3 separate regions of the Homo sapiens genome follow, and regions 2 and 3 are each linked to region 1. Evidence: chromatin loops called from intact Hi-C (ENCODE). Cell type or tissue: heart right ventricle. All regions are shown on one strand. Each heading gives the region's core, and the rest is flanking DNA. Links, peaks and the distances in the headings are about the cores only. Region 1 holds the start of LRRC25 (leucine rich repeat containing 25). Region 2 overlaps PDE4C (phosphodiesterase 4C). Region 3 overlaps IQCN (IQ motif containing N).

What was found. Peaks named below come from ENCODE experiments on the same cell type or tissue, not always from the same donor. Only the 100,000 strongest peaks of a DNase experiment are listed, where the experiment ranks them.
Region 2: it touches region 1 in a loop (2.3-fold over the local background); 6 of 110 quality-filtered maps call a loop at or near these places.
Region 3: it touches region 1 in a loop (2.5-fold over the local background); 21 of 110 quality-filtered maps call a loop at or near these places.

What each region holds. Positions count from the first base shown.
Region 1 is chr19:18,391,934-18,402,291 of GRCh38, forward strand. It overlaps LRRC25 (leucine rich repeat containing 25), which reads right to left and starts at 5,689. Exons shown (of 2, transcript NM_145256.3): 1 at 4,252-5,689; 2 at 1-192. The coding sequence starts at 5,030. The coding sequence ends at 54. In heart right ventricle, for the core only: no CTCF peak of the experiment used is centred there; DNase peaks (open chromatin) are centred at 5,772 and 7,262; H3K4me3 peaks cover 1,219 bases; H3K27me3 peaks cover 1,106 bases.
Region 2 is chr19:18,202,348-18,211,196 of GRCh38, forward strand. PDE4C (phosphodiesterase 4C) reads right to left here. Exons shown (of 15, transcript NM_001098818.4): 15 at 5,618-8,849. The coding sequence ends at 8,582. RAB3A (RAB3A, member RAS oncogene family) reads right to left here and starts at 1,695. Exons shown (of 5, transcript NM_002866.5): 1 at 1,549-1,695; 2 at 166-393. The coding sequence starts at 393. LOC102725254 (a long non-coding RNA gene) reads left to right here and starts at 2,383. Exons shown (of 2, transcript NR_134910.1): 1 at 2,383-2,552; 2 at 3,109-3,216. RefSeq lists enhancers at 937-1,719, 1,752-2,046, 2,232-2,331 and silencers at 1,712-2,101, 2,987-3,046. In heart right ventricle, for the core only: a CTCF peak has its summit at 6,191 (motif pointing right); a DNase peak (open chromatin) is centred at 5,967; H3K4me3 peaks cover 11 bases; H3K27ac peaks cover 361 bases; H3K27me3 peaks cover 1,115 bases.
Region 3 is chr19:18,259,300-18,269,657 of GRCh38, forward strand. IQCN (IQ motif containing N) reads right to left here. Exons shown (of 4, transcript NM_001145304.2): 2 at 10,167-10,288; 3 at 5,064-8,227. The coding sequence starts at 10,179. Among named protein-coding and RNA genes, the nearest start is that of CIST1, 9.1 kb to the left of the region's middle. In heart right ventricle, for the core only: no CTCF peak of the experiment used is centred there; no DNase peak of the experiment used is centred there.

The DNA of each region.
Region 1 (10,358 bases), core at 2,995-7,994:
GTCACCCAGCAGGGACTGAAGGGGTTCTGGGTGGAGGTTAGGACATCTTAGGCTCAGTGCCCGGGGATCACGTACTCCTCTTCATCCATTGGGGCCTGGCCCAGTGACTGCAGGTTACAGTAGACAGGCTGGGAAGCCAGGTCGATGTCCTTGTAGTTGATGTAAAAGTCATTGTCCTCTGAAGGGTGAGCCCTGGGGGGACAGACAGACCAGGGGTAAGTGTGGGAGGGGGAGGACTCAGGGGACAGGCACATGAGCTTTGAGAAAGTCCAGAGTGGGCCAGGTGCTCTGACTCACGCCTGTAATCCAGCACTTTGGGAGGCTGAGGTGGGTGGATCACCTGAGATCATGAGTTCAAGACCAGCCTGGACAACATGATGAAACCTCGTCTCTACTAAAAATACAAAAATTATCCAGGCATGGTGGCACAGGCCTGTAGTCCCAGCTACTCGGGAGTCTGAGGCAGGAGAATCACTTGAACCCAGGAGGTAGAGGTTGTAGTGAGCCGAGATCGTGCCATTGCACTTCAGCCTGGGAGACAGAGCAAGACTCTATCTCAGAAGGAAAAAAAAAAAGAAAGCTTCAGAGTGGCTCAGTCCACCCCGAATATTTACATATGGGGAAACTGGCACGGGCTAGCGTTCTGACTCCTAGCCAACCCCACCTCTCTCTGAGGAGGCTGCGGGAGGGCAGTGATTTAGGGAAGGTTCTGTGGGTGTAACGCTGCGGTCTGAGGACCCTGAACCCTTTTTCCTTCCTTAAAAATGAGATAGCGGCCAGGCGCGGTGACTCATGCCTGTAATCCCAGCACTTTGGGAGGCCAAGGCAGAAGGTCTGCTTGAGGCCAGGAGTTTGAGACCATCCTGAGCAACAGGGTGAGACCCCATCTCTACAAAAAATTAAAAAATTATTCAGGCGTGGTGACGTGTGCCTGGAGTCCCATCTCCTCGGGAGGCTGAGGTGGGAGGACCGCTTGAGCCCAGGAGGTCGAGCCTACAGTGAGCCGTTATCACACCACTGCACTGCAGCCTGGATGACAGAGGGAGACCCCGTCTCAAAAAAAACAGAAATTGAGGTAGCTGTTCATTATTACATTAAAATCTAAATTTTTGTTTCCTCTTGAAAAATCGGAAGCTCTGGCCACGTCAGTCACATGCACACAAGTGGCTGCACCCACACTCTGTGCTCCTTCCGATGGGAAATGTTTTCACCACTGAAGCAACTGACTTTGTGGCCCTCATATATAAAAGCAAGTCTCTGAGCCTCAGTTTCTGCATCTATAGAATTGGTCAAGGAGCAGGTAGCTACTTAGGAATATTTGTTATGGTCAGCAAGACCTCCAGAGAATTTTCCTGCCTCCTGAACATTCTAATTCCAACCCAGCTCCTCTTGTAAAAAGGGCCACTGGGCCAGGTGCGGTGGCTCACGCCTATAATCCCAGCACTTTGAGAGGCCAAGGTGGGCAGATCACCTGAGGTCAGGAGTTCAAGACCAGCCTGGCCAACATGGCAAAACCCCGTCTCTACTAAAATTAGCCGGGTGTGATGGTGGGCGCCTGTAATCCCAGCTACTCGGGAGGCTGAGGCAGGAGGCAGGAGAATCACTTGAACCCGGGAGGTGAAGGTTGCAGTGAGCCGAGATCATGCCATTGCACTCTAGCCTGGGCGACAGAGCGGGAAAAAAAAAAAGGCAAAAGGGCTACTTTGTGTTAACAGCATCTATCAGTCAATTATACTCTAGTACGAATTGCCCACCAACCCCTAAGTGGTTGTAGGGGGACGAACAGGTCTGGGACGCAGGGTTTGTGTCCTGCCTTTTTTGACTGGCTATGTGACCTTGGACAAGTCATTTCCCTGCCTCCCAGAGCCTCCATGTCTGTAACTGTAAGATGCAGGGTGGAAATGACACAGTCAATTCTAAACACAGTGTTTCTGGAGGCCAGTACATAAAGGAGGCTGATCCGGAAGCCTCGGGGACAGGGAGGCCAAGATGAACATCAGAGCACAAGCTGCTTTTGCGAGTCCAGTGTCTTCAACACCCTGCCTCAGACCATTTCTGCTTTTGAGCCATGTTGACATCTGCTTTGCATATTTTCTCCTTTCTCACCAACAGCCTTCCGATAGCCTCCCCACCTCCTGGCACGGACTCTGCTGCCCAAACACAGCCATGGCCGCGGCCCCTTCCTGCTTGGCCCTCCCTGTTCCCCTCAGGCCTCAGCTTTCAAGTCATCCCTTCTCAAAAACCATTCACAGCAAATTCTCTGTTCTTTCCCACCTCTGGGTCTCTGCCCCTGAGGGTCCCACCCCTTGAAATTCCCTCCATTCCCTTTTCCAACCTAGAAAAGCTTTTCTTTTCTTTTTTTCTTTCTTTCTTTCTTTTTTTTTTTTTTTGAGACGGAGTCTCGCTCTGTCGCCCAGGCTGGGGTGCAGTGGTGCGATCTGGGCTCACTGCAACCTCCACCTCCTGGGTTCAAGTGATTCTTCTTGCCTCAGCCTCCCAAGTAGCTGGGATTACAGGCACCCACGACCATGCCCGGCTAATTTTTGTATTTTTAGTAGAGACAGGGTTTCACCATATTGGCCAGGCTGGTCTCGAACTCCTGACCTCGTGATCCTCCTGCCTTGGCCTCCCAAAGTGTTGGGATTACAGGCATGAGCCACCGTGCCCGGCCTAATTTTTGTATTTTTTAGTAGAAACAGGGTTCCACCATGTTGGTCAGGCTGGTCTTGAGGTCCTGACCACAGGTGATCTGACCTCGCCTTGGCCTCGAAAAGTGCTGGGATTATAGGCATGAGCCACCGCACCCCACACCAACCTAGAAAAGTTCAACTCATTTGTCTAAGCCCAGCAAAATCATCCAGAAGCCGGTGGCGGTGGCTCACACCCATAATGCCAGCACTTTGGGAGGCTAAGACATGAGGATCACTTGAGGCCAAGAGTTTGAGACCAGCCTGAGAAATATAGCAAGACCCCCGTCTCTATGAAAAATACAAAAATTAGTTGGGTGCGGCGGCATGTGCCTGTGGTCCCAACTACTCTGGAGACTGAGGCAGGAGGATCACTTGAGGCCAGGAGCTTGAGGCTGCAGTGATCTGTGATGGTGCCACTGCACTCCAGCCAGGGCGACAGAATGACACTGTCTCAAAAAAAAATGTCGGCTGGGCGCGGTGGCTCACACCTGTAATCCCAGCACTTAAGGAGGCTGAGGTGGGCGGATCACGAGGTCAGGAGATCGAGACCATCCTGGCTAACACGGTGAAACCCCGTCTCTACTAAAAATACAAAAAATTAGCCTGGCGTGGTGGCGGGCGCCTGTAGTCCCAGCTACTCGGGAGGCTGAGGCAGGAGAATGGCATGAACCCGGGAGGCGGAGCTGGCAGTGAGCCGAGATCGTGTCACTACACTCTAGCCTGGATGACAGGGCCAGACTCCATCTCAAAAAAAAAAAAAAAAAAATCATCTAGTGGTGATGGGACTTTGTAGGGCACCTCTTTAGTATCTCATGTGTGTCATGGGGAAATGGGGGGCTGTCCCCACTCTATGGAGACAGAAATGGAGGTTCAGAGACAGCCTTGGGTCACATGGGACCTGGGCCTATGCTGCTGACCGCCACCGCGGAGCCCCAACTCCGCTCAAGCAGTTGCCTCCTGTCTCCCCATCCTTGGCCGCCAGAAACTGGGTTTACAGGTCATAAGGGGGGGAAGTTTGTCCCATATATGGGAACTCACTTAATTCTTACCCCAACACACTATGATGGGGGCTGTAATTCTCCCTCATTTTACTTTATTTTATTGATTTTATTTTTGAGATGGAGTCTCACTCTGTCACCCAGGCTGGAGTGCAATGGCATGAACTTGGCTCACTGCAACCTCTGACTCCCAGGTTCAAGAGATTCTCTTGCCTCAGCCTCCTCAGTAGCTGGAACCACAGGCGCCCGCCACCACACCTGGCTAATTTTTGTATTTTTAGTACAGACTGGGTTTCACCGTGTTGGCCAGGCTGGTCTCAAACTCCTGACTTCAAGTGATCCGCCTGCCTTGGCCTCCCAAAGTGCTAGGATTACAGGTGTGAGCCACCATGTCCAGTCCTCTCCCCATTTTATAGGTGAGGAGACTGAGGCTCAGAGAAGTAAAGCTACTCACCTAAGATCCCACAGCCTTCAAGCGGCAGAGCTGGGATTTGAACCTCGGCCATCTGGGTGTGGAGCCTTATTATTCACCACTTTGGCAGGTGTCTCAGTGGCTTACTTACCCTTGTTCATCCCACTGGTGCTCGGCTGCTGGCTGGCCCACAAACATGTTCTCATAGTCGGGAGTGGAGGGGCAGGATGGCACGGCCACTTGGGGCTTGGGGGCGCTCCGGCTGCCGTACCGTGGCTGCAAGCCTAAACCGGGCTTGGGCCCATCCTGAGCAGCCCAGGGTTTGTTCAGCTCCCGGCTTCTGGCCACTCGGCATCGCCAGAGTCTCCAGGCCAGCACAGGGCCAGCGATGGCAAGTCCAAGAAGCAGGCACCCGCTGACCACCACTGCCCCGATAGTTGCAGAGGCCAGGCCAGGGGCGCAGCTGACCTCCAGGAAGGCAGAGAGGTTGTGCTGGGAGCTGGTTGTGTCCCAGCAGAGCAGAGGCTTCTGGCCAGAGCAGTTGTCTCGGCGGATGTCGTGCCAGGACTCCAGGGCACAGTTGCAGTCGGCCTGCAGGTCAAGGTCACAGCGGGCGGCCAGCGCCCCATCCACACGAGACAAGGGGTTGCGTAGCACGTTCAGGACCTCAAGCTTCTGCAGGTGGGCAAAGAAGGTCACTGGAAGCTCTCGCAGGCCGTTCCCAGACAGGTCAAGGAGAATCACGTTGCTGGCCCGCAGAGACTGGTTGTGAGGCAGGCTCAGGCTGAGGCCACTGAAATTCAGGCACGTGGCACTGAACTCCGCGTTCCAGTCCACATCCGCGGAGGACACGGTGCACGACGGTTCTAGGCTGTCTGACTCCCGCAGCAGCAGCGGCAACAGCAGCGTCCATGCCAGGGTGCCCCCCATTCAAGCAACCTACGTAGAGACACCGGAATCCTAGCCCTGACCTCAGCCCTGTGGTCGCCCTCGCCTCCACCGCCAGTGTTTATTATTATAGCTCAGACCAGCTCAAGCCGCTTCTGAAATGGTAAAACGCAGCCCCAGTCTGGTCGCCTCCTTTGGCTGGTGGGCTGCCTCAGTCTCCCCTTCTGGGGAATGGGTAGATAACCCCAGTGCTTAGCGGGCTTGGAAGGCGAGGAGGAGATCCGGGCCAGTTAACCCCTTCTTCTATGTCCTGAACATTTGGGGCGCCCTCGTTGGCCAGGACGGGACCCTATGCAAATAAGCGGTTGCCTTGGAAACGGCCCCGCCCCCTGATCACGCTCCCGGTATCTCCCAGAACGGCGGGTCGCTGGGAAGTCCTGGGATAGGGTGGAGTGGGGGCTGCTGAAAGGGTCCTCCCAGGTCTGGTTTGCAGTCCCTGCACAGGTGCAAGTTCTAGAGCCTCAGTCCTACCTTTTGGGTCCCACTGCCACGCTTTTGCCTCTGCGATGCTGGAAAAGCGACGGCGCCCAGAGGCTGCGTCCTGGCCCACCTGGACACGGGGGCCGCAGCGGCCACGGCCAGCACCGTCCGCAGCGCTGCTGGGGTCGCTGGCGTTCCTCTGGCTCTGCACCCAGCGACTCAGGGGGAAGAGGAACTGGTGTCTGGGTGGAGTGCAGAGGGGAAGAATGAAGACAGAGATCCGCCCCCTTGCAGGGCCTCAAGGTTCTCACCAGAGGTGGATGGAGGGCAAGAGGGAGGGGTGGACCAGAGTCCCGCTTCCCTCTTGCTAGAACCCAGTGACTTCATGTCCTCTATTAGCACCCCAACCGACTGCCACCTCATCAACTCGCTTCTTGATCTCAGCTTGGCTGGTTCCCAGCTCATGCAGTCATTTATTCATTCAACAAGCATCACCCACGCTGGGCCCCCAAGAGGCCTCAGCCCTGACCAGGTCCTCAAGGAGCTATCTTAAGAGAGGACAGAGCTGGACATAGACACTCCTAGTCCCATGCAGTTAAGGAAGGTCCAGAGGGAAAGACAGGGTCCTGGAAGGCTTCCTGGAGGAGGAGGCATTACAGTTGGGGCTTCAACGCATGAGTAGGAGTTCACTAAGATTCCCCAAACCTATCATTGGCTCTCCAAGCTCCTCCAAGCCTCTCCCACTGAGTTCTTGCACAGTGGCACCTCTATGCTGGAGGGGACAGTGAGGAGGGCTCCCAGCAGCTTGGGAAAATGTAGCTGGCTGGGATAGCATGGTTAGGAGTGGAGAGGATAGAAGGAATTGGTGGTGGGGGAAGAGGTCCATGTGGAGCCAAGGCAGGTGCGTGGGCAGAGGGGCACTGGCTCAAGAAGTCCCTCTGGAGTGAGCCTGGTGTCTGGGGTGGGCAACTTGGGGAGGAGGCTGAGGTCCCAGAAGCAGATGGGGGCCTGAGGCAGACTGGAGGGGTAGTAGTGACAAAAATGATACTGAGGAGGGGTGGGCTGGGAGAAGGCCTCACCTGAACCTGGTGTCAGGTGGACCAGGTACAACCTATGCCAGCCCGACTCACTGTGCCACCTTAACTGCGTGTGACACCATGTCCACAGCTGTCAAATGCACAGAGGCTTCTCCGGGATCTGGGAGGCTGGGAGTCCACTCCCCCACGTTTTCCCCTCTTTTCGGCCTCTGTCCTTCACATCGCCAAACTCCAAGAAATGGTCAAAGGCTTTGAACGGAGACCTTGAAGAAAAAGCGGGAAACTGCTTTTCAACATGTCCAGAGATGCTCATTCTTGCCAGGTGCAGTGGCTTACACCTGTAATCCCAACACTTTGGGAGGCTGAAGTGAGCAGATCGCTTGAGCCCAGGAGTTCGAGACCAGCCTGGCCATCATGGTGAAACCCCGTCTCTACTTTAAAAAATACAAAAATTAGCCAGGTGTGGTGGTATGTGCCTGTAGTCCCAGCTACTCAGGAGGCTGAGGCAGGAGAATTGTTTGAACCCAGGAGGTGGAGGCTGCAGTGAGCCAAGATCACTCCACTGCATTCCAGCCTGGGCAACAGAGTGAGACCTGTCTCAAAAAAAAAAAAAAGTTCACACTTAATAAGAAAACTGCAAATCACAAACTGTTTGTCTTCACCAATCAAATTGGCAAAAATCCAACAATGCAATGACATTCTGTGCCAGCCAGGCTGTGGGGTGCGTCCATGGTGTAGCACTGGTGGAGGGCACCCTGGCACAGGCCACCGGAATGATAAACTCATGTGCCTGCTGACACAGCAAGTCCACTTCTGGGAATCCCTGCCTGAATATTTGCATGTTTACAGTGTGAACTGACTAACGAATAAAAAAATGTGGCTCAGCCTGGACGTGGTGGCTCATGCCTGTAATCCCAGCACTTTGGGGGACCAAGGTGGGCGGATCACGAGGTCAGGAGTACCAGACCAGCCTGGCCAACATGGTGAAACCCCGTCTCCACTAAAAATACAAAAATTAGCTGGGCATGGTGGCACGTGCCTGTAATCCCAGCTACTAGGGAGGCTGAGGCAGGAGAATCGCTTGAACCCAGGAGGCAGAGGTTGCAGTGAGCTGAGATCATGCCACTGCACTCCAGTTTGGGCGTTAGAGCGAGACTCCATCTCAATAATAATAATAATAATAATAATAATAATAATTTAAAAATTAGCTGGGCATGGTGGCTTCAGCCTGTAGTCCCAGCTACTTCAGAGGCTGAGGTGGGAGGATCCCTTGAGCCCAGAAGGTTGTGACTGCAGTGAGCCGTGATTGTGCCACTCCACTCCAGCCTATGCAGCAGAGCAAGACCCTATCTCTAAAAAATAATTTAAAATAAATGGCTGGGCCGGCCGCGGTGGCTCATGCCTGTAATCCCAGCACTTTGGGAGGCTGAGGTGGGCGGATCACCTGAGGTCCAGAGTTTGAGACTAGCCTGACCAACGTGGAGAAACTCCATCTCTACTAAATACACAAAATTAGCCGGGTGTGGTGGCGCATGCCTGTAATCCCAGCTACTTGGGAGGCTGAGGCAGGAGAATCACTTGAGCCTGGGAGGTAGAGTTTGCAGTTGAGCCGAGATCACGGCACTGCACTCCAGCCTGGGCAACAAGAGCAAAACTCCATCTCAAAATAATAATAATAAATAAATAAATTGGCTAAAATGTTCAATTTTATGTTGTGTGTATGTTGCAGGTTTGTTTTTTTGAGAAGGCAAAGTCAGGCGTGGTGGCTCACACCTGTAATCCCAGCACTTTGGGAGGCTGAGGTGGGCGGATCACAAGGTCAGGAGACTGAGACAATCCTGGCCAACGCTGTGAAACCCTGTCTCTACCAAAAATACAAAAAATTAGCTGGGCGTGGTGGCATGTACCTGTAATCCCAGCTACTCGGGAGGCTGAGGCAGGAAAATCACTTGAACCAGGGAGTTGGAGGTTGCAGTAAGCCTAGATCGCGCCACAGCACTCCAGCCTGGTGACAGAGCGAGACTTCATATAAAAAAAAAAAAGAGAGAGAGAGAGAAGGCAAAAAGATGCTCCAGGCTCAAAGTGATTCATTGCAGCATTGTTTGTTACATGAAAAAAAATAAAATGGGCCGGGCACAGTGAGTCATGCCTGTAATCCCAGCACTTTGGGAGGTCAAGATAGGAGGATCGCTTGAGCCCAGGAGTTCAAGACTAGCCTGGGCAATATGGTGAAACCCCATGTCTACCAAAAAAAAAAATTTTTATATATATATATAGATAGATATACACACACACAAAAATTAGCTGGGAGTGGTGGCACATCCTTACAGTTCCAGCTACTCGGGAACCTAAGGCAGGAGGATCGCTTGAGTCTGGAAGGCAGAGGTTGAAGTGAGCTGAAATCGTGCCACTGCACTCCAGCCTGGGGTGACAGAGTGCAGAGTGATCCTCTGCCTCAAGAAGAAGGAAAAAAAAAAAAAGGAAATAACTTAAAGGATTGGTTACATTAGTAACAGTTCAGTTCATCCATCCTAGCATGCCACAAAGTTCTGAAAATGAAATTATAAATCTCTATGAACCTATAAGGAAAGACTCATTCATTTCCTCTGTAAGCCTTTATGAAGTTCCTGTTGTATACCAGGTACTATGAACCACAGACACAGCAGTGAATAAAACAGACAAAAATCCCAGCCCCCCCTCCCCCCACCTCTCACTGTAGTTGGGGAAACAGACAACAGGCAGAATCCATCGGGAAAATATATCAAGTGCAGGTGGTGGGAATGCTGCAAAGAAAAATAAGGGCAGGAAATGAGATGGGAAACTTTTATTTATTTATTTATTTATTTATTTATTTATTTATTTATTTGAAACGGAGTTTTGCTCTTGTTGCCCAGGCTGGAGTGCAGTGATGCGATCTCGGCTCACTGCAACCTCCACCTCCCGGGTTCAAGCGATTCTCCTGCCTCAGCCTCCCAAGTAGCTGGGATTACAGGCGCATGGGACCATGCCCAGTTAACTTTTTGTATTTTTAGTAGAGACGGGGTTTCACCATGTTGGCCAGGCTGGTCCCGAATTCCTGACCTCAGGTGATCCACCCTCCTCAGCCTCCCAGAGTGTTGGGATTACAGGCGTGAGCCACTGAGCCTGGCCGCAGAAGCAACTTTTCAATGGGATGATCAAGGAACCCCTTAGGGAGTAAGGAGGAAGGGATGTGGGGAACAGCATCCAGGAGTGGGAACAGCATGTGCAAAGGCCCTGTGGTGGGAGCAGCCCTGGGTAGAGAGCAGATGTCTCCAAATGTTTGTTCAGGCTGCTATAACAAATATGCCGTAAACTGGGGTAGCTTATGAACAACAGTTCCGGAAGCTGGGAAGTCCAAGATCAAGGCACCAGCAGATTCACTTCCTAGTTTGCAGATGACCGTCTTCTCACTGTGTCCTCAGTAGACAGCAGAGGGAGCAGGGGAGCTCTTGGGGCCTCTTTTATAAGGAGCAGAGGGATGGAGGAGCCCAGCCAGCAGTGAGCCTCATGCAGCTGCACGTCCTCCACGCCCAGTTCTGAGGCCTCTTAGAAAAAAAGGAAATAAAGAAATGAGGAAGTGCCAGACCCGAGGCTGCAGGTGGTGGGGGACAGGCAGGCCTGGGGTCTGGGATAGTGAGTTTTGGAGGTGGGTCTGGGGGAGCCGGGGGCCTTGGAGTCTGAGGTCTGTGGGGTCCTGAGATTTGGGGACTCTGAGGTCTGGGGATCCAGGGGTCTGAGAGTCCTGGAATCTAAGGGTCCTGAGGTCTGGGGGTCCTAAAGTCTGAGGATCCGGAGGTTTGGGGGTCCTGGGATCTAGGGGTCTTGGGATATG
Region 2 (8,849 bases), core at 3,850-8,849, 190 kb before region 1:
CACAGGTGCTGTTTCTGCCCCGGTACACAGTGGGCACCTTACTGATAAATGCCCAGTGTGTAAGTGAATGACTCCAGTCAGGAAAGAGATAGACGAGGTTGGGGCTGCTTTTCCAAGTACGGGAATCCAACCGAGCCGGGCGGGAGCCCTCCAGCTGGGACCCACCCAGATCTGCAGCTTGATCCTCTTGTCGTTGCGATAGATGGTCTTGACCTTGAAGTCGATGCCCACGGTGCTGACGAAGGCAGGCGTGAACGAGTCGTCAGCATAGCGGAAGAGGAAGGACGTCTTGCCCACGCTGCTGTTGCCGATGATGAGAATCTTGAACATGTAGTCGAAGTTCTGATCCGAGGACTCCTTCTGCCCATAGCGCGAGTCTGTGGCGGATGCCATCTGGGGATACCGGGTGTAGCAGAGCCGTGAGGGGGGCTCTCTCCATCCTCATGTGCCCAAGCCCAGGCAGAAGATGGCAAGGGCTCCAGAAAACGGCCGGTGTATGGAGGACACCCTTATCCCATCAGGAGCCCCAGTATTAATTGGTGGTGCCCCCAGCAGAGGGCAGCCTGTGACCTTGAAATCCTGGGCGTTTCAGAGGAGGGGCTCAGAGGGTTGCCGATGGGGACACCCCAGCAGCCCCCTTCAAGGGGCAGGTGCCCCAGGTGGGGCTGTAACCCTAAACCCAGGGCTGAGCCCGGAGGGGGTGACTGCGGCTGGCTCCGCCCCCCATCAATCTTTCATGGTCCTCAGAACCCGGCCGCGCGGCCCCACGTGCACCGCGTGCATGGTCCCTCGAGGACGCGCATCTGCAGCCCCCGCTCCCCGCAAACCTCCAGGCCGGAGAGCTCCGGCCAAGGCCGCTGCATCACATGATACAGGAGGGGCATGCACACGCTCACGTGCACACAGCCTCAAACACGCTCATCCGTACATACAGGAGTGTGTGAACGCACTGAGGTGCACAGGACAAAGACACAGACACCTGTTTGCACACCGACTCGCCTATAGAAATGTGCAAACCACCCGTGCGCACAGGCCCCTCCACCCATGCAGGCGTGTGCACATCACCCACACGGACACGGATCCCCGTGCTTGTATGCACGGGCCATACCTGCACAGGCGGTCCACACGTCTTTCTCCACGCGCGTGCAACGCTCACACACTTAGGCCCAGACCCCCACGGCGTCACACGAGCATATCCAGGTACACAAGCAAGGGTGCACACAGACCCGCTGACACAGGCAGGCGCGCACACGCGTGTGCACACCACGCGCACGCGCACGCAAAAGCCTCCCGCGCGCACAGCTTCCCGCAAGGAGCTCGGCTCCCCTCCCCCTCCGCCGCAGAGCAGGGGGGTTGGGGGGGTTAGTGGTGAGGATCAGGCAGGAGTGGGGCGCCCGGGCCCTACCCATTCCCAGCCTCGCGACCGCCGCATCCTTCCCCCCATTCAACCCTAGTCAACCTCGTCCCCCACCTCCATCAGCCCATCAGTCAAATGAAGGTTATGCAGGTGCTCGGAGCCTGAGCACACCCGGCCGCCCAGGAGCTCACCTTGCCCTGCACCGATGCAACGGCGACCCTAGCGGCGGTGACTTTTTTGGCGGTGGCGGTGACAGGACCCCGGTGCGTTGATGTGGGGCTGCGCGGCGGCGGCGGCAGCAGCGGCTCAGGCCCCTGCAGTCCTCCGTGACGTCCTGCAAAGGGAGGGGCGGAGCCTCACATGTAGATAAGTCCGTGACGCCATCCGGAGGCGGAGCCGCGCGTAGAGATGTGGCCCATTGACGCACGCAGAGCCAGATGGGGCAGGGCTCCTGAGCAGATTGACGTGCAAATGGGGCGGGGCCTAGCGTGTGCATCCAGTAGGGGCGGGAGCGGCGCGGGGGCCGACTCCGCCTCTCGTCCGCCTCCTGTCCGCCTCGGGGAGGCGGGGCCCCTCAGCGTTCTCTCACTGGCTTAAGCTCTCGAGCGACGGGCGAAGTAGCCAATCAGAGATTGTCTACGCCCTCCTCTTGTCCAATGGTGGCATCTGGGAGATTGAAGGGCCGAGAGGCTGAGGCCTTGGCTGAGCCCCGGTCTTCGAGGGGCGGTTCCCTTACCCGCCCGCACCCACCCCAGGTAGGGGACTCTTGAGGCCACCGTCTAGTCCAAGGTGCTGTGACCCCTGTTAAATGCCCCTGACTCCCAATTGCAGAAAAGAAAAATCGAGGCCCAAGAGATGTTTTATACCCTCACATATATGGGGTTCAAAATAAATACCAAAGAATAAACAGGAGTCAAGAGGGACCCCTGTCCCATTCCCGAGGCGTAAGACCCCCCCACTGAGGGAGGGGCTAGTAAAGACTCCACCCCTCCCCCGTTTCTGAGGTTTGAAAAGAAAGAAGTAGAGGTCAAGAGAGCCTCCCCTCCCCACCATTCCCAGAAAAGGAGGAAGGGGCTGATGGACTCTCTGGGAACCCCCTCCCCTCCCTGCGCCCCGTCATCAAGAAGAAAATTCGAAGAAAAGGTTTAGCAGGGACAGAGAAGCGACCTGTCCCGGAAACCCCTTAAAGCCTGCGGTAAATGCCCCGGGAAACAGGGAGGGCACGAGCCGAAGCCTCCAGCTCTTCAAAGCTCGGATTCAAAGACCCGGGGGCTGGGAGACCCCCTCCCTCCATCCTGGGAAAGCAAAACTCAGAGGATGGAGCCTTTTGGGAGCTAAGATGGTCCATCTTTTATTCCTCCAAATCTTTAGGGAAGGAAGTCAGAATTTGGGGAGGGAGGAGGAGCCCGAAACCCCAGCCCCCACTTTGGGTCTCCTGCTCCCCCTACTCCAGCTTTCAAACCCTCCAGGGGTGTGTGGCCCCCAGGAGAGTCCTGATCCCCTAGATTCTCCCCCCACCCCTCCCAGTAGGCGGGGCTGGAGCGTGTGTGTGTGGCGGGGGGTGACTCGTCCTGTTTATAAAAAGCTCGCCAGCTGCGGAGGCGCCGAGAGACCAGAATAACTTAGCGCCTCGAGGCCCAGCCGCCGCCAACCCAGTCCCCAGCCCGCCCCCAGTGCCCTGGGAGTACTGGGACGCCCACCCCCACGTCCCCGCACCGTTTACATTTGGGAAATTTATTTTTTCTTTTTAGGGTAACATGTTTGCTCCCTCCTCCCCCACTCGGACTATAGAAGTATCACCAATCCACTGCAGAGAAATTGGGAAAATTCAGAAAAACAAAAAATAAAAAGAAATCCACCTCCCATTCTCCCTGCCCTCCGCGCCCACGCGGTAGTCCGTGCTCTGTGGGGGGCTCCAGGGCAGCTGGTCCAGGCCCTGGCCTGCCGCCTCCTTGGAGGGGAGGTTTTTCGGTTGCTCAGCTCCCTGATCGCCCAAAGGCACGCTTCCTACATGGGTGGCTCTCTCGGAAATACCTCCTGCCTTTTTTCCCCAGGAAGAGAAAAGTGAGCCACGAGAATGTGCGGAAGCTTCCGTCACTGACTTAGTATTTTAAAGTAAAAATAGCCGGGTGCGGAGGCTTACGCCTGTAATCCCACCACTTTGGGAGACCAAGGCGGGAGGATCGCTTGAGCCCAGGAATTGGAAACCAGCCTGAGTAACATAGGGAGGCCCCATCTCTACAAAAAATTTAAAAATTAGCTGGATGTGGTGTCGCGTGCTTGTGGACCCAAATACTCCCGAGGCTGAAGTAGGAGGATCACTTGAGCTCAGGAGGTCGAGGCTGTAGGAAACCGTATCGCGCCACTACACTCCAGCCTGGACGACAGAGTGAGACGCTGTCTCAAAAAATTAATTACTTAATTTAAATTTAAAAAGAATGCAAGCCCTTGATTGTCCAGAGCAGCATTGGGCTCTGGAATTAGAAATGGTTGAGCTGGGGGAGGGGCTGCGGGATTGGGGTATTTTCTTTGTGTCAGGGGAGACAGAGCTGGTGGGAGAACGGGCTAGGCTTCCAGGCCGGTCCCACTCAGAGGAAAGTCCAGAGGCTTCCCTGCATCCCTACCCTATCGTCTACACTAGACAAATAAAAATAAAAATGTGGCCAGGTGCGGTGGTTTATGCCTGTAATACCAGCACTTTGGGAGGCCGAGTCAGGAGGATCACTCCTTGACCTTGAGGTCAGGAGTTCGAGACCAGCCTGGCCAACATGGTGAAACCCCATCTCTGCTAAAAATACAAAAATTAGCCCGGTGTGGTGGTGCCTGTCCCAGGAGGCTGCTCAGGAGGCCCAGGCATGAGAATCGCATGAACCAGGGAGGCGGAGGTTGCAGTGAGCTGAGATCACCGGCACCACTGCACGCCAGCCTAGGTGCTAGAGGGAGACTCTGTCTCAAGAAAAAAAAAAAAAAGTATCCCAGATACGGGTCCAGGGACGACTTCTCGGGGAAGAAGACACTAACTTAAAACCCAGTGTGGGGGCCAGGTGTGGTGGCTCATGCCTGTAATCCCAGCACTTTGGGAGGCCGAGGTGGGTGGATCACCTGAGGTCAGAAGTTCAAGACCAGCGTGGTCAACATGGTGAAACCCCATTTCTACTAAATATTAGCCGGGCATGGTGGCGGTCGCCTGTAATCCCTGCTACTTGGGAGGCTGAGGCAGGAGAATCGCTTGAACCCGGGAGGCAGAGGTTGCAGTGAGCCAAGATCACGCCATTGTCCTCCAGCCTGGGCAACAAGAGCGAAACTTTGTCTAAAACAAAAATAAAAACAAAAATCTAATGGGTGAGGCTGGGGGCTGAGAGAGAAGCATTCCAGGTAGTGGGAACAGCTTGTTTGAAGGCCCTGTGGTGGGACCAGGCTTGCAGTGTGGCCAGAGCAGATGCAGTCAGTAAGAGGAGAGGGACAAATGCCTTTGGCTCAAACTGAAGGAGAACATATGAATATTCATTTATAAGAAATATGAATATTCTAGGGCTGGGTGCAGTGGCTCATGCCTGTAATCCCAGCACTTTGGGAGGCCGAGGCAGGCGGATCATGAGGTCAGGAGTTCAAGACCAGCCTGGCCAACATGGTGAAAACCCAGTCTCTACTAAAAATACAAAAATTAGCTGGGCATGGTGGTGGGCACCTGTAATCCCAGCTACTCAGGAGACTGAGGCAGGAGAATCGTTTGAACCCAGGAGGCGGAGGTTGCAGTTAGCCAAGATCACACCATTGCACTCCCGCCTGGGCGACAAGGCGAGACGCAAAGAAAGAAAGAAAGAGAAAGGGAAAAGGAAAGAAAAGAAAGACAGAGAAAGAAAGAAAAGAAAAGAAAGAAAAAAATATGAATTTTTTTTTTTTTTTTGAGACAGTCTCGCTCTGTCACCCAGGCTAGAGTGCAGTGGCTCGATCTTGGCTCACTGCAAGCTCCGCCTCCCGGGTTCAGGCCATTCTCCTGCCTCAGCCTCCCGAGTAGCTGGGACTACAGGCGCCTGCAACCACGCCCGGCTAATTTTTTGTATTTTTAGTAGAGACGGGGTTTCACTGTTAGCCAGGACGGTCTCGATCTCCTGACCTCGTGATCCGCCCGCCTCGGCCTCCCAAAGTGCTGGGATTACAGGCGTGAGCCACCGCGCCCAGCCAAAAATATGAATATCTTATAACAGATGGAGAAAAACTAGAGGGAAATAAGTCAAAATACTGCAGATAATCCATGGGTGGAGATACAGCAGAATTTTATTTCCTTCTTTATACATTTCCATTATTTCCAAATTTTTTACAGCGAACATGGTATTACTTTGTAAGCGGACTGGGGGGAAAAATCTTGAAAAAAAAATTCCCTAAATATCTTCTTTTTAAAAGTCTGGAAGGAAATGCACCAAGTTCGTGAACCCGGATGACTTTTAGTTCTGGCACTGTGGAATTTTATCATTAACTGTGATGATGATGAATTCTGAGTGGTTATAATATTTATGAACGAAGCCAGCTGCTCTGGAAGCCGAGGGCGGCTGTGATGACGCCTGTATCTTGTATAAATATTCAGGCACGCGAAGAGGGAGGCAGAGGGGAGGGATGGATACTGAGGCTTCCGGAGGCGGGGATCGAACCCTAGGCTTGAGCATGGTGCTGCCCAGTCCGCTCGGAGGCCCGACCAGCAGGACGAGCTCTTCCCGGCGAGGTGCGGTAAGTGGGACCATCAGGGCTGGAGGATGCCACCCCTCCGACCCACCCCCCAACCCCCGACAAGCGCGCCCCGCCGTGTCTCCCACGCCCGCCACCAGGGGGTGCCGCTGGCTAACATTGGGCGCCCAGATGCTTGACTTTGAGCTGGCAAGAGGACCTCTCTGCGCCTCAGTTTCCTCATCAGTGAAATGGCCAGGACACTCAATTTGGTCAATCGAATGTCTTAAGATGTAAAGATTTTATTTAACCCCAGATAAATGCTCAGTACCCCAAATGTCTAAGATATTTCAGGGAGGTCACAGACAACAACCCCCCACACCTCGTCGGAGTTTATCCAAGTACTAGGATCAGGTTACAGAGGGGAAACTGAGGCCCAGAAGAGGCTATGATGGCAAGAAAGCCTCAGGGGCCTCCCTCCCTCTAGGGGGAGTCTGAGGCAGTTTCAGGAATCAGGAGACTTAGAGACCTGCTAGAGAGGGAAAATTGTGTGTTTTTGTTGCTGTCCTAGGGAAGGAGGAACACGTAGGGGACCCAGTATGGAGTTCTGCGGACAGAGAAAGCAGGGGGCTCCTACATCCAGAGACACCAAAGACAGAAAATAAAGCGACTTAAAGCAACAACTGGTGCATAGGTTCAATCAGTCTTCAGAGACATGCCGGGCACAGAGCCCCCTCTTTTTATTGTTGTTGTCGTTGCCCAGGCTGGAGTGCAGTGGCGCGACCTCGGCTCACCACAACCTCCACCTCCCGGGTTCAAGCGATTCTCCTGCCTCAGCCTCTCAAGTAGCTGGGATTACAGGCACCTGCCACCATGCCTGGCTAATTTTTTTTTTTTCTTTTTGAGACGGAGTCTTGCTCTGTCACCCAGGCTGGAGTGCAATGGCACGATCTCGGCTCACTGCAAGCCCCGCCTCCCGGATTCAAGCGATTCTCCTGCCTCAGCCTCCCGAGTAGCTGGGATTCAGGCACCCAACACCATGCCCAGCTAATTTGTGTATTTTTAGTAGAGATGGGGTTTCACCGTGTTGGCCAGGCTGGTCTTGAACTCCTGACCTCGTGATCCACCCGCCTCGGCCTCCCAAAGTTCTGGGATTACAGGTGTGAGCCGCCGCACCCAGCCTCTAATTTTTTGTATTTTTAGTAGAGACAGGGTTTCACTATGTTGGCCAGGCTGATTTTGAACTCCTGATCTCAGGCGATCCACCCCCACTCAGCCTCCCAAAGTGCTAGGATTACAGGCGTGAGCCACCTGGCCCGGCTTTTTTTTTTTTCTTTTCTTTTTTGAGACAGTGTCTTGCTCTGTCGCCCAGGCTGGAGTGCAGTGGCATGATGTCGGCTCACTGCAACCTCCACCTCCTGAATTCAAGTGATTCTCCTGCCTCAGCCTCCCCAGTAGCTGGGATTACAGGCACCCGCCACCATGCCCAGCCAATTTTTGTATTTTTAGTAGAGATGGGGTTTCACCATGTTGGCCAGGCTGGTCTCGAACTCCTAACCTCAGGTGATCCACCTGCCTCAGCCTCCCAAAGTGCTGGGATTATAGGCATGGGCCACTGTGCTCGGCCTCAGAGCCCCGTCTCTTTCCTTTCCTTCTCTTTTCTTTTTATTTTTAGACAGGATCTTGCTGTGTTGCCCAGGCTGGAGTGCAGTGATGCAGTCATAGCTCTCTTCAGCCTCCAACTCCTGGGCTCAAGCGATCCCCTTTGTCTCAACCTTCTGAGTAGCTGGGATTCTCAGGTGCACACCACCATGCCTGGCTAATTTTTTTTTTCAGAGATGGTGGGGGTCTTGCTATGTTGCCCAGGCTGGTCTCAAACTCCTGAGCTTAAGCAGTCCTCCCACCTCAGCCTCCCAAAGTACCGGGATTACAGGCATAAGCCACTATGCCTTGCCCAGCCCTTCTTTTCTGCTCCTCTTCCTGCCCCCTACCGTAGTTTCAGAAACAAAACTGGGTATGAGTGAAGCTTTGGTGCTGAAAATTTTCCCCACTCACATTTCCATGCTCTTGCAGAGAGCCGCTTGGTAGAGGAAGACAGGGAGATGCCTTTGGGATGGTCTCCTGACTCCCCACCCTTTGTGCAGGGCTACTACAGAGGCAGAAAGCTGGCACGAAGTAGATGAGCAATAAATATTTGATAAAGAAGGAAATAATTAAGTGACAGATGTGACTCAAGAGTGACCACTGGAGAGGGTGGACTAGAGGCTCCAGCAGACAGCACCTCTCCTCACAGGGATAGAAGCCCAGGAGAAAGACACCAGGGCATCGTAAGAGGCTGCCCCTTAGAGAGCTCTTTTAGGCAAGTCTAGGGTCAGAGTGGACCCCAGCCAGGTGCCTCCAATTAGACCCTGGGAGCCACCTATAACTAAGAGCTTGATTGTCTCCCTAAATGGGTGGGAAAGTGAAGCAGGAGCCACATGGAGCCTCTTCCTGGAAAGTCTGCCTGCCAAGAGCCAAAGGGCTTTACCATCCATTGCCCCTGCAGTTCACGCAGGGCTGGCCCTAAGTCCTCTGGTTGTCGAGGGGTAAGTCCCCAGGGTCTGGGCCGGCTTCAGGGGACAGGAGTTCAGTGTCAGGCAACTCCAAGGCCTCTTTGGCTAAAGCTGTCTCTTCCCCCTCCTCTTCTTCCTCCTCATCCTCTTCCTCTGCCTCCTCCAGAGTCAGTTCAAACTGGAATCTGTCAGGCCCGTCCCGCTCGGGGTTGGTGAGGTCTGAGGGACTTCGGGGGATCTTGCTCTGGTACCACTCTCGATTGTCCTCCAGCGTGTCC
Region 3 (10,358 bases), core at 2,612-7,611, 130 kb before region 1:
TTGGAGCAGCTCTGAGCCACACTAGAGGCCCCCATCATTGGCACAGAACCAGGGGGACAACTGGGCTCACCCGACTCACTACTGAACCTGGGAGCAAGTTTGGAGCAGCTAAGCTAGCGGAGGGTCTTACAGATAGACTTGGCTTCTTTCTGTCTGCCATCAGACTGGGAGCCACCCAACTGGACACAGAGCCTGCGGGAAGGCTGTGACCCATGCCTCGGATGGTGGAGCCCGGGGGAAGGCTGGAGGTTATGCCACCAGGCAGAGTGCCTGGGACTGCGCCCGTGCTCATTCTACTGGCTACAAAACCTCCTGCCGCACCACGACCAGCCCTGCTCTTCAGAGAGTCCTGCGGAATCACATCTCTCTGCTGGTAACTGGGTGGGACCATGGATGCCTCAGAAGGGTGCCAGCAGTCTATGTTTTTTGGAATAACCACACTGATCTGGGAGCTGCTGGGGTCCATGCTGTTCAGGGAAAGATTAGACTGAGTCACGGCCAGTCTGTTGGGCACTGAAGCCAGAGAGGGGCTGGGGGCCATCCCTGTGGTTCCAGAGGGATGTGTCAAAGGGCCACCTGCCTCTAAGACCTGGGATGCAAGGGAAGCCATGCCATTGGCCACCTGACATTGACTTTGGCCCATGCCAGTTGCTATGGTTCTCCAGGGGAGATTCCCAGCTAGGCCAGGAGATGTGGTCCCCTGAGACCCACTGGGGAACATAGCATCAGCCAAAGGCTCCTGGGGATGGCTTACAGCCACACCCCTGAACAGAGGCGTGATTCACTGGCCTACACAACAGGCCTCCTCATCAGCATGAGAGAGATTTGGTGTTGAAACACTAACCACAGAGGGTGGACACACATGCCTCCCACCAACCCTGGGTGGATGATGGAACCCAAGGGACACGTCGTTGAACTTGAAGTCCGGGGGGCTGGATACCATCTCACTAACCATCAGAGGTTCTTCACATAGGTTCACCCCAGTACCCAGGGATGGCTGGTTCAGACCCTGGTCCATATTTCCAGCCACAGAGGGATATGGTCCACCCAGGCTAACTGAAACAAACGCTGATGGGTGACACAGACACGGGGCTACTGAGTCCACCCTTGAACACTGCAGATTTGAATCCAGCCTAGAGCCCCAGCATGGCTCATTGAGGCCATGACATGTACCACTGACCACAGATGGCTGGGATCGGCTTGGGGCCAACCTAGTGTCCGGGGGTGACTGAGCCAGGCTTAGGGCTTCCGTGTGGGCCACAGATGGTGGGAATAGGCTGGGGGCTATAGCTGGCTCGGCTAGGCTGGAGGCTAGGGTACAGGATGAATTTGTCTTGCCTGGACTGGAGGCCACAGATGGTTGGGCTTGCCTTGGGGATACTGCAGTGGTCTGAGATGGGTGGGCTAGGCTGGAGCCCGCCCCACTGGCCACATATGGGTGAGCTAGACTTGGAGACAACCCATGGGGTCCTGATGGGTGGGCTAGGCTTGGGGACACACCAATGGCTTGAGATGGCTGGGCTGGGCTTAAGGACACCACACAGGTCATAGGTTGGTGGGCTAGCCTTGAAGACATCCCTGTGGCTTGAGACGGCTGGGCTAGGCTTGGGGATACACCACAGGCCATAGGTTGATGAGCTGGTCTTAAGGGCACTGCAGTGGTGGCCTGAGATAGCTGGGCAAGGCTTGGGGACACCTCACTGGGCATAGATCGATGAACCTGGCTTGGGGACACCATACAGGTCATAGATGCATGAGCTCTGCTAGGGGACATCCTGCTGGTTATAGATGCGTGAGCTTGGTTTGGGGACACCCTGGAGGCCACTGGTGGGTAATCTTGTCTAGGGGACATCCCACTGGCTTGAGATGGCTGGGCTAGGCTTGAGGAAACCCTACTGGCCACAGATTGGTGGGCTACACTTGGGGACACCCCAGTGGCCTGAGATGGCCAGGTCAAGCTTGGGGATTCCCCAGTGGACTGAGGAGGCTGGGCCAGGCTTGGAGACTCCCGAATGGCCATAGATGGGTGAGCTAGGGTTGGGGACACTCCAATGGTGTGAAATGGCATGGCTAGGCTTGGGGACACTCCAATGGTCTGAGATGGCATGGCTAGGCTTGGGGACACTCCAATAGTCTGAGATGACATGGCTAGGCTTGGGGACACTCTGATGGTCAGAGATGGCTGGGTCAGGCTTGGAGACTCCCCAGTGGGCTGAGATGGGTAGGCTGGGCTTGGGGACATCTCAGTGGGCTGAGATGGGTAGGCTGGGCTTGGGGACTCCCCAGTGACCACAGATGGGTCGCCTGGGCTTGGGGACACCTCAGTGGCCATAAATGGGTAGGCTGGGCTTGGGAACACCTCAGTGCGCTGATATGACTGGGCCAGGCTTGGAGACTCCCCAGTGACCACAGATGGGTAGGCTGAGCTTGGGGACACCTCAGTGGGCTGAGATGGCTGGGCAAGGCTAGGGGACTCCCCAGTGGCCACACATGGATAGTCTGGGCTTGGGGACACCTCAGTGGGCTGAAATGGGTAGCCTGGGCTTGGGGACACCTCAGTGGCCATAGATAGGTAGCCTGAGCTTGGGGACATCTCAGTAGGCTGAGATGAGTAGTCTGGGCTTGGGGACACTTCAGTGGCCACAGATAGGTAGCCTGAGCTTGGGGACACCTCAGTGAGCTGAGATGGGTAGCCTGGGCTTGGGGACACCTCAGTGGCCACAGATAGGTAGCCTGAGCTTGGGGATATCTCAGTGGGCTGATATGGGTAGGTTGGGCTTGGGGACACCTCAGTGGCCACAGATGGGTATTCTGGGCTTGGGGACATCTCAATGGCCATAGATAGGTAGCCTGGGTTTGGGGACACCTCAGTGGGCTGATATGAGTAGGCTGCACTTGGGGACACCTCAGTGAGCTGATATGGGTGGGCTGGGCTTGGAGATACCTCAGTGGGCTGAAATGGCTGTGCCAGGGTTGGGTACTCCCTAATGGCCTGAGATGGGTAGGTTGGACTTGGGGACACCTCAGTGGGCTGAAATGGCTGAGCCAGCATTGGGTACTCCCCAACAGACTGAGATGGGTAGTCTGGACTTGGAGACACCCCAAAGGCTTGAGATGGCTGGGCCAGATTTGAGGTTACCCCAGGGGCTTGAGATGGCTGGGCTAGGCTTGAGGGCTCCCCACTGTCCATAGATGGCTGGGCTAGGTTTTGGGACCCCCAGTTAGCCATTGATTGGTGACCTTGGTCTGAGGCCACTCTAAAGGTCCTTGATGGGTGTCCTCGGCTTGGGGACCTCCTAGTCACCACAGATGGCTGTGCTGGTCTTGGTGTCACTCTATTAGGCACAGAGGAGTGTGGTAGCCTTGGGGTCACCCAATTACCCATAGATGGGCAGGTTAGCCTTGGGGATACCTTACTGGATGCTATATGCTGGGATAGGCTTGGGGCCAGCCTACTGAACCCTGATGCCTGGCCTAGGTTTGGGGCTACCCTACTGGCCAGTGTAGCCTGGGACACAATTGGGGCCAAGCTCTTGGCCACAGATGGTGGCTTATATGCAGTGGAGACCACAGTACCTAAAGACAGAGTCCTCCTCAGCTCTGTCTTGACGGTTGCCTGGGACACCTCAATCAGATTCACAGAGCTCTTGCCTAAGGAGAACTTGTGGATCTCAGCCTCTGAGCCCCAGTGAACACGCAAGGTCAAGCAGTTAGACACTGAGCTGTGTTGGAAACTGGGCACTTTCTCCGAGGCTGGAGTGGGCCGGTAGGGGAAGTGTAGGGTCATGTACCTATAGCCGGTTTCAGTCTCTTGCGTATCCTTAAACCTCTGGAGTGTCCCCATGGACTCCGGAGGAAAAACAGACTTCACCGCAAGGTCCCCTTCTAAACTGCTTTCCCGTGACTCATCTATCTTGTTGACGGCAGGCAGGCTGGCCACAGACATAGTGGAAAGGCTGAGGGAACTAGAACTTTGCAGAGAGCTTTCGGAATTGTTCTCCTGACTGTAGGTCACAAAGCCCTGGGAGAAGCTCCTGGCCAGGTCACCGTCTCGATCCTGTGGCAAACCACCTACTGGCTCACCGAGGATGGATGGCTGGTGGTCTGTTGCTAGCTTCTGGGGGCAGAGCAGGGCAGACACAGAACCCTGTGTTCGATTCCTCCCCTGTCCACAGACAGATGTCTTGGGACGAACTTGAGCCAATGCACTGCCGGGGGAAGCTTGAAACAGACCATGAGTCTTGGATGCCTGAGTTTTGGTCACCATGGTGACCTGCAAGGGACTTGGGGCCCCCTTGTCTATCACCTCCCTAGTACCCGGGGGGGCCTGTTTGCGATTTGGGGGCTGATACCTCCTCCCCAGGCTCTCCCTGGAAGCCCTGGATGCCTGCTGCTGGCCTCTGGCCACTAAGGGTTGGTAGAGACCACGATGTACCCCTGAGGACTGACACCAAGGCAGGCCCCCACAGGTGAGGTAAGGCTGGTGAACATGGGCAGCCCTCCCACCACCCACGCTGCAAGGAAGCCTACCCGAGGCCACCCTGCCCTCCCTGGTCGATAGATAAGAGGCCACCCTGCTGACCACATGTGGCCTGTGGCAGCTCGGGGCTGTGCCATAGATCACAGAGGGCTGGTTCATGCTTGGGCCCACACAGTTGGCAATGAGAGGCTGCCACAGACTCGGGGGTGGCTGCATGTGGGACAGCTTGAGCAAACTGGGGCCCTCCCCACTCCCCTCGGGGTTAAAATCTGATGCCAATGTGCCAGGCTCCAGGGTCGGGCATGCTTCTTCCTTTTGGAACTTGGGGCTCAAATCCAGGTTTGAGGAGAAGTCCCTGCTGGACTCCATCATCTCCCGGGACAGCATGGGATACAGGCCAGTGATCAGGGGACCCTGGTGAATGCTGGTGATGACGCTACCCATCACCGAGGCTCCCACAGTGACCACAGATAAGCAGGGTGACCCCCACAAGATGGCCCCATCAATCCCCCATCTCCTCCAAGGGCCCGGCAGGTTGGCCCATGGTGAAACAACCCCAGATCCCAACCTGGGAATCCCTGACCTTGCTGGTCTGTGGTCTCACGGGGCCCAGGGAGGGCCCCCATGCGGCCGATGGACTCCTCCTGCAGGCCACCTTCACCAGGGCCGGCGTCTTAGTCACCCCGCTTCCTGTTGATTTCGAGGCGGCCTTGGGGAGGATGGTTCCAGTCCTCAGGGCCACCCGACACCAAGACTGGCTCAGGAGAGCACCCAGCTCACCCTGACACAGGGCCTGGCTCAGAGCCACCCACTCCTCCTCCGTCAAAGCCTTGCTAAGCACCTCGGCCAATTTACCCTGCATGACCTTGGTGAGTTCCGCCCGCAGCTCGCCCCGGGACAGGGCTCGGGACAGGGTCAGGCGCAGCTCACTCCAGGACAGCGCCTTCACCAGCGCCATGCTCAGCATGCTCTGGGGCAGGGCTTTGGTGACAGTGGCACCCAGGACCTCCTTGGACAGGGCCTGGTTCAGAGCTGCCCAGACTTCTCCCTGGGAGAGGGCTTTGGCCAACAGAGTGCGGAGATCCTCCTGGGATGCCAGCACACCAGCTACTTCAGCACACAAGGAGGCCAGCAGGGAGCCTACCGTGTCCTCCTGGCAGGGCACCGCCTGGCCGGGCATTGATGGCTGGGCACGTGTGGCTCCGTTGTCTCCCCAGGACTCAACGTTGCATGTGGAATGGCCGGTGGGTGCCATCGGCGGCACCAGCATACCCTGGACCTCACAGGCTGCCGGGCATGGTCCCCCCTGAGTGGTCTTCCCCGGCACGTGTCCGTGGGGCTGTGGCTGGGTCTGTCTGTCCTCTGGCTTGGCCCAGGGTGGGGCGCTGAGGCCACCGAGGCGCTGGCAGGCGTGGTTGGACACCTTGGACCCTGTTAGGAGCACCTGGGAGTGGGTGTTGCTGCTGAGATCAGCAGCCTGGTGCGCTGGGATGAGGCACGTGGTTATGTCTGTGATCGGCTGCCCCCGGGACTGCGTCTTGGTCAGACAGGTGGCTAGAGGCGCTTGGGACTGGACCTTCACGGCACCTGTGGCCAGATGTGTCTGGGAATGCATCTTGCTCAGACAGGTGTCCAGATGGGCCAGGGATGGGGTCTTGGTCAGCTCAGTGGGCAGATGTCCCTGAGATGAGGCCTTGGTCAGCGGGGCGGCCAGTGGTCTCTGGGACAGGCAGGGTGGATGTCTCTGGGATGAGGCATTGGTCAGTGGGGCAGCCAGCTGTCCCCGGGGCAGGGTGACAGCCATGTCTACAGGCACATACACGTGAGGTGGCTTGTCCCCTTCCTCAGCAACTTTTGTCCAGGATGGAGCCCCAGCCATTTCCACTGCCACACTGGTCTTAAATGCCATGTCTGTTTTCGCCTGTTTCTGGGTGCCAGTCTTGATTTTCTCGGCTTCCAAAGGAAGCTCAGCTGCAGCCCTGGGGACCCCAGTTCCCGGATGTGGTTGAGCCAGGCACCTGATCTTCCCCTCAGCCAAATAGGAGGGGGATGAGGCTTTCACCACCTTTGCAGCCTGCTTCACATTCACGGTGGCCTTGGCCTTGGGTGGGTTCTCATGGATGGAGCCTGAGGTGTTGGGAGTTCCGGCTGCTACCGCCACTTGGGGTGGAGCCTTGACATTTGCCACTGTTGGAGAGGCCAGACACAGAGTCTTGAGGATGGTGGCCACCGAGCGTAACTGGGCTGGGGTCTTGGTTATCATGGCTGGCAGGCGGGTCTGGGGTGAGGGCTTGGTCACCCCAACTGGGCTCCTCTGGGATGAAGTCTTGGACATTGTGGCTGACAGACATGTTTGCAATGGGTTTTTGGCTGGGGTGGTGACCGGGTGCATCTGGGGTGGGGTCTTTGCCATCGCAGGCCCCGGGCATACCTGGGGCAGGCTCTTCATGATGGAAGCCAGAAGGGAAACCTGAGGTCGGTTCTTTGCCGTGATGGTCGCAGGGCATGTCTGCCGTGGGGTGCCAGTTCTGGAGGCTGTGGGGTGTACCTGGATCTTGGTCATTGTGGGCATGGGGCATGTGTGAGGTGCAGTTTTGGTCACTGTGGGCCCCGGATACATCTGGGCTGGGGTCTTGATTATTGTTACTTTGGGAACTGGGCTAGTCTTGGGTGGGGTGGTGGTCATCGTGGACGCTGGATATGTCTGTGGCAGGGTCACGGAGACCACTGGATATGTCTGGAGTAGAGTCTTGGTGATCATGGGCCCTGGACATATCTGGAAGGGGGCTTTGGGGGTCTCTGCTTTCACAGGGCCCTGGGTTTGGGCTCTGGATGGTCTCGTAACTGCCTGGTCATACCTTCTGGACAATGGTGTCTCCGGAGCCCTGGCTTTGTTGGTCCGGGCACTTACACGTTTGGTCTTCACTGAGTCACCCTCTATGTGGACGAGGCAGGTGCTTCTGATGGTTCTGGTCAGCAGGCATGGCTGGCATTTTGCGTCCAGACTCACTGGGCAGGGAAATCTGATGGTGACCGTCTGGTGTGGCAGGAAGGCCAGCCCCCGGACTCTGGCAGCATGAGGACCCTGCACACAGGGCTCTGGGGTACCCTGAGCTGCTGGGGGCTGCAGGAGGGGGGACGACTGGGGTCTGCAGAGGACCAGATTGTCACAGGAAGGGAACTGGGTCTCCTTGTTCACCATGATGGGCGGGGACAGAAGGCGGTTCTCTTCCGGATGCTGGAAGCGCACCTGCTGTGGGGCGTGATAAGGTATGTCCCCCTCCTCCGCCCTCGTTTTCTTTACCAACGACTTGCTGGAGTGAAGGATGTGTCTCTTGTTGAAGCGCCGCCAGGCCTCCTGGATGGCCTTGGCCGCCATCATCTGGGAAATCAGCTTCTGCCGGAGCCAATAGCCCCTCCAGTTGGCTTGGATGAGCGTGGCTGCACGGGCGTGCATCATGTCCATCTCGTCTACCAGGATGTTCTTGAAGGCCTGGCTCTCGACCACAGCCCGGAGGCGTGGGACGCGGCGGGACGCCGTCTTGCCTTCGGCAGGCTGTTGCGGAAGATGCTCCTTGGACTTGAGGCCCTCGTGCTGGGGCTGTGGAGGCGCTTTCTCCATTTTGTCCAGGAGACTGGGGTGAGCGGGGGCTGGAGGATGCACCGCCCACTGGGTGACAACTGGCTCGTGAACTGTAGCTAGGCGGCCGGCTGCATTGCCTTGATTACCGGACAGGTCAGCTCTGCCTGTGGGGGCGGCAGGGGGTGGTCAGGGTGTAGCAGGTCCTGCAAACAAGAGGTCTCCTGGCTGGGGTGGACACTGGCCCCCCAGGCCCAGATCTTGTTCCTGGCACGTTGCGATCTTCCGCCTCCCTTTTTCCATCCCTCCCTCTCCCAAGTGGTCTTTGCCATCCTTATATCCACCTCTCATCACCCTACGGCCACTTCATCTTGGCACACAGTGTATGACACCTGAATGCCCGACCACTTACCTGCTTTTCTTTTTTCTTTTCTTTTTTTTTTTTTTTTTGAGACAGAGTTTTGCTCTTGTTGCCCAGGCTGGAGTGCAATGCTGTGATCTTGGCTCACCACAACCTCCGCCTCCTGGGTTCAAGCGATTCTCCTGCCTCAGCCTCCCGAGTAGCTGGGATTACAGGTGCACGCCACCATGCCTGGCTGGCTACTTTTCTGTATTTTTAGTAAAGACGGGGTTTCACCATGTTGGCCAGGCTGGTCTCGAACTCCCGACCTCGGGTGATCCACCTGACTCAGCCTCCCAAAGTGCTGGGATTACAGGTGTGAGCCACCGCGCCCGGCCTGCTTTTCAAACTTTATCTTGGATGTACCCTGGGTTTAGCACTGATCACAATGTTTTGGAAATTTCCTGTTTGCCTCTGTGTGTGTGTGTGTGTGTGTGTGTGTGTGTGTGTGTGTGTGTTTGAAAAAGAGAGAGAGAGAAGTGTGGTGGGGGAGATTATTTGCCTCTCCCCATTGATTGTGAATCCTAGAAGACAGAGTCATTTCTGTGTCCCCATCTCAGTCATAGAGCTTGGTTCCAAGCTGTGAATGGGTAGGTATTGGGTGGGGGGGGCATCTTGACTGATAAATGGTGAGTGGATTGGAAGTTGGATGGACAGATAGATACAGGACTAGATACTGAATGGATGAATCAGTCGATGAGTGAATGGTAGATGGGTTGGAAAGACAGATGAAGGTTTGGATGAATAGGTAAATAAAGCTGATGAATAAAGTGTTAAAGGCAAATTGGCCCGGCACGGTGGCTCATGTCTGTCATTCCAGCACTTTGGGAGGCCAAGGTGGGCAGATTGCTTGGGGTCAGGAGTTCGAGGCCAGCCGGGCCAACATGGTGAAACCCGTCTCTACTAAAAATACAGAAAAGTAGGCCAGGCACAGTGGCTCATGCCTGTAATCCCAGCACTTTGGGAGGCCGAGGTGAGCGGATCACAAGGTCAGGAGTTTGAGACCAGCCTGGCTAACGTGGTGAAACCCCATCTCTACTGAAAATACAAAAATTAGCTCGGCATGGTGGCTCGTGCCTGTAATCCCAGCTACTCAGGAGGCTGAGGCAGGAGAATTGTTTGAACCCGGTAGGCAGAGGTTGCAGTAAGCCGAGATCGCGCCACCTCACTCCAGCCTGGGTGACAGAGCAAGACTCTGTCTCAAAAAAAAAAAAAAAAAAAAGAGCCAGGTATGGTGGCATGAGCCTGTAGTCCCAGCTAGTCGGGAGGCTGAGGCAGGAGCATTGCTTGAACCCGGGAGGAGGAGGTTGCAGTGAGCCAAGATCACGCCATCACACTCCAGCCTGGGCAACAGAAGTGAAACTCCGTGTCAAATAAAAGGAAAGAAGGAAGGAAGCAAGGGAGGGAGGGAAATTAAAGAGAGCTGGAAAGACTGGTGAAGAGATAACCCAACAGGAGGTAGACTGATGGGTGGATGGGTGGGTGGGTGGATTAGGGGATGGGTAGGTAAATGGCATATGGAAGGATGGAAAGAAGGAAGAAAAAGTGGTGACTGTGGCTTTCAGAAGTAACTAGGATGCAGAGAGAGCTGGGACACTGTCAAGCCACCCTGATGCATAGCCTGGAGCACAGCACACTTGTTTGGCAGAAGCCCCTCTCTTCAGGTTGGACTAGCCAGACCCCTTGCCCATAGACCATCTTCTTACCTTGAAGGGTCATAGATTTGGAGGAGTAGCAGGAGAAGAAGGTGCAATCTCAGAAGCCAGCCTGCAAGAGGAGGCAGCCTTCAGCCTTTCATCCATGCAATATGCAGCAACACTGCCCTGGGCTGGCTCAAGACCAACACAAAAAGAAATGTTAAAAGCAAAAATGCTAAATTCTAAAATTTCTAAATTCTA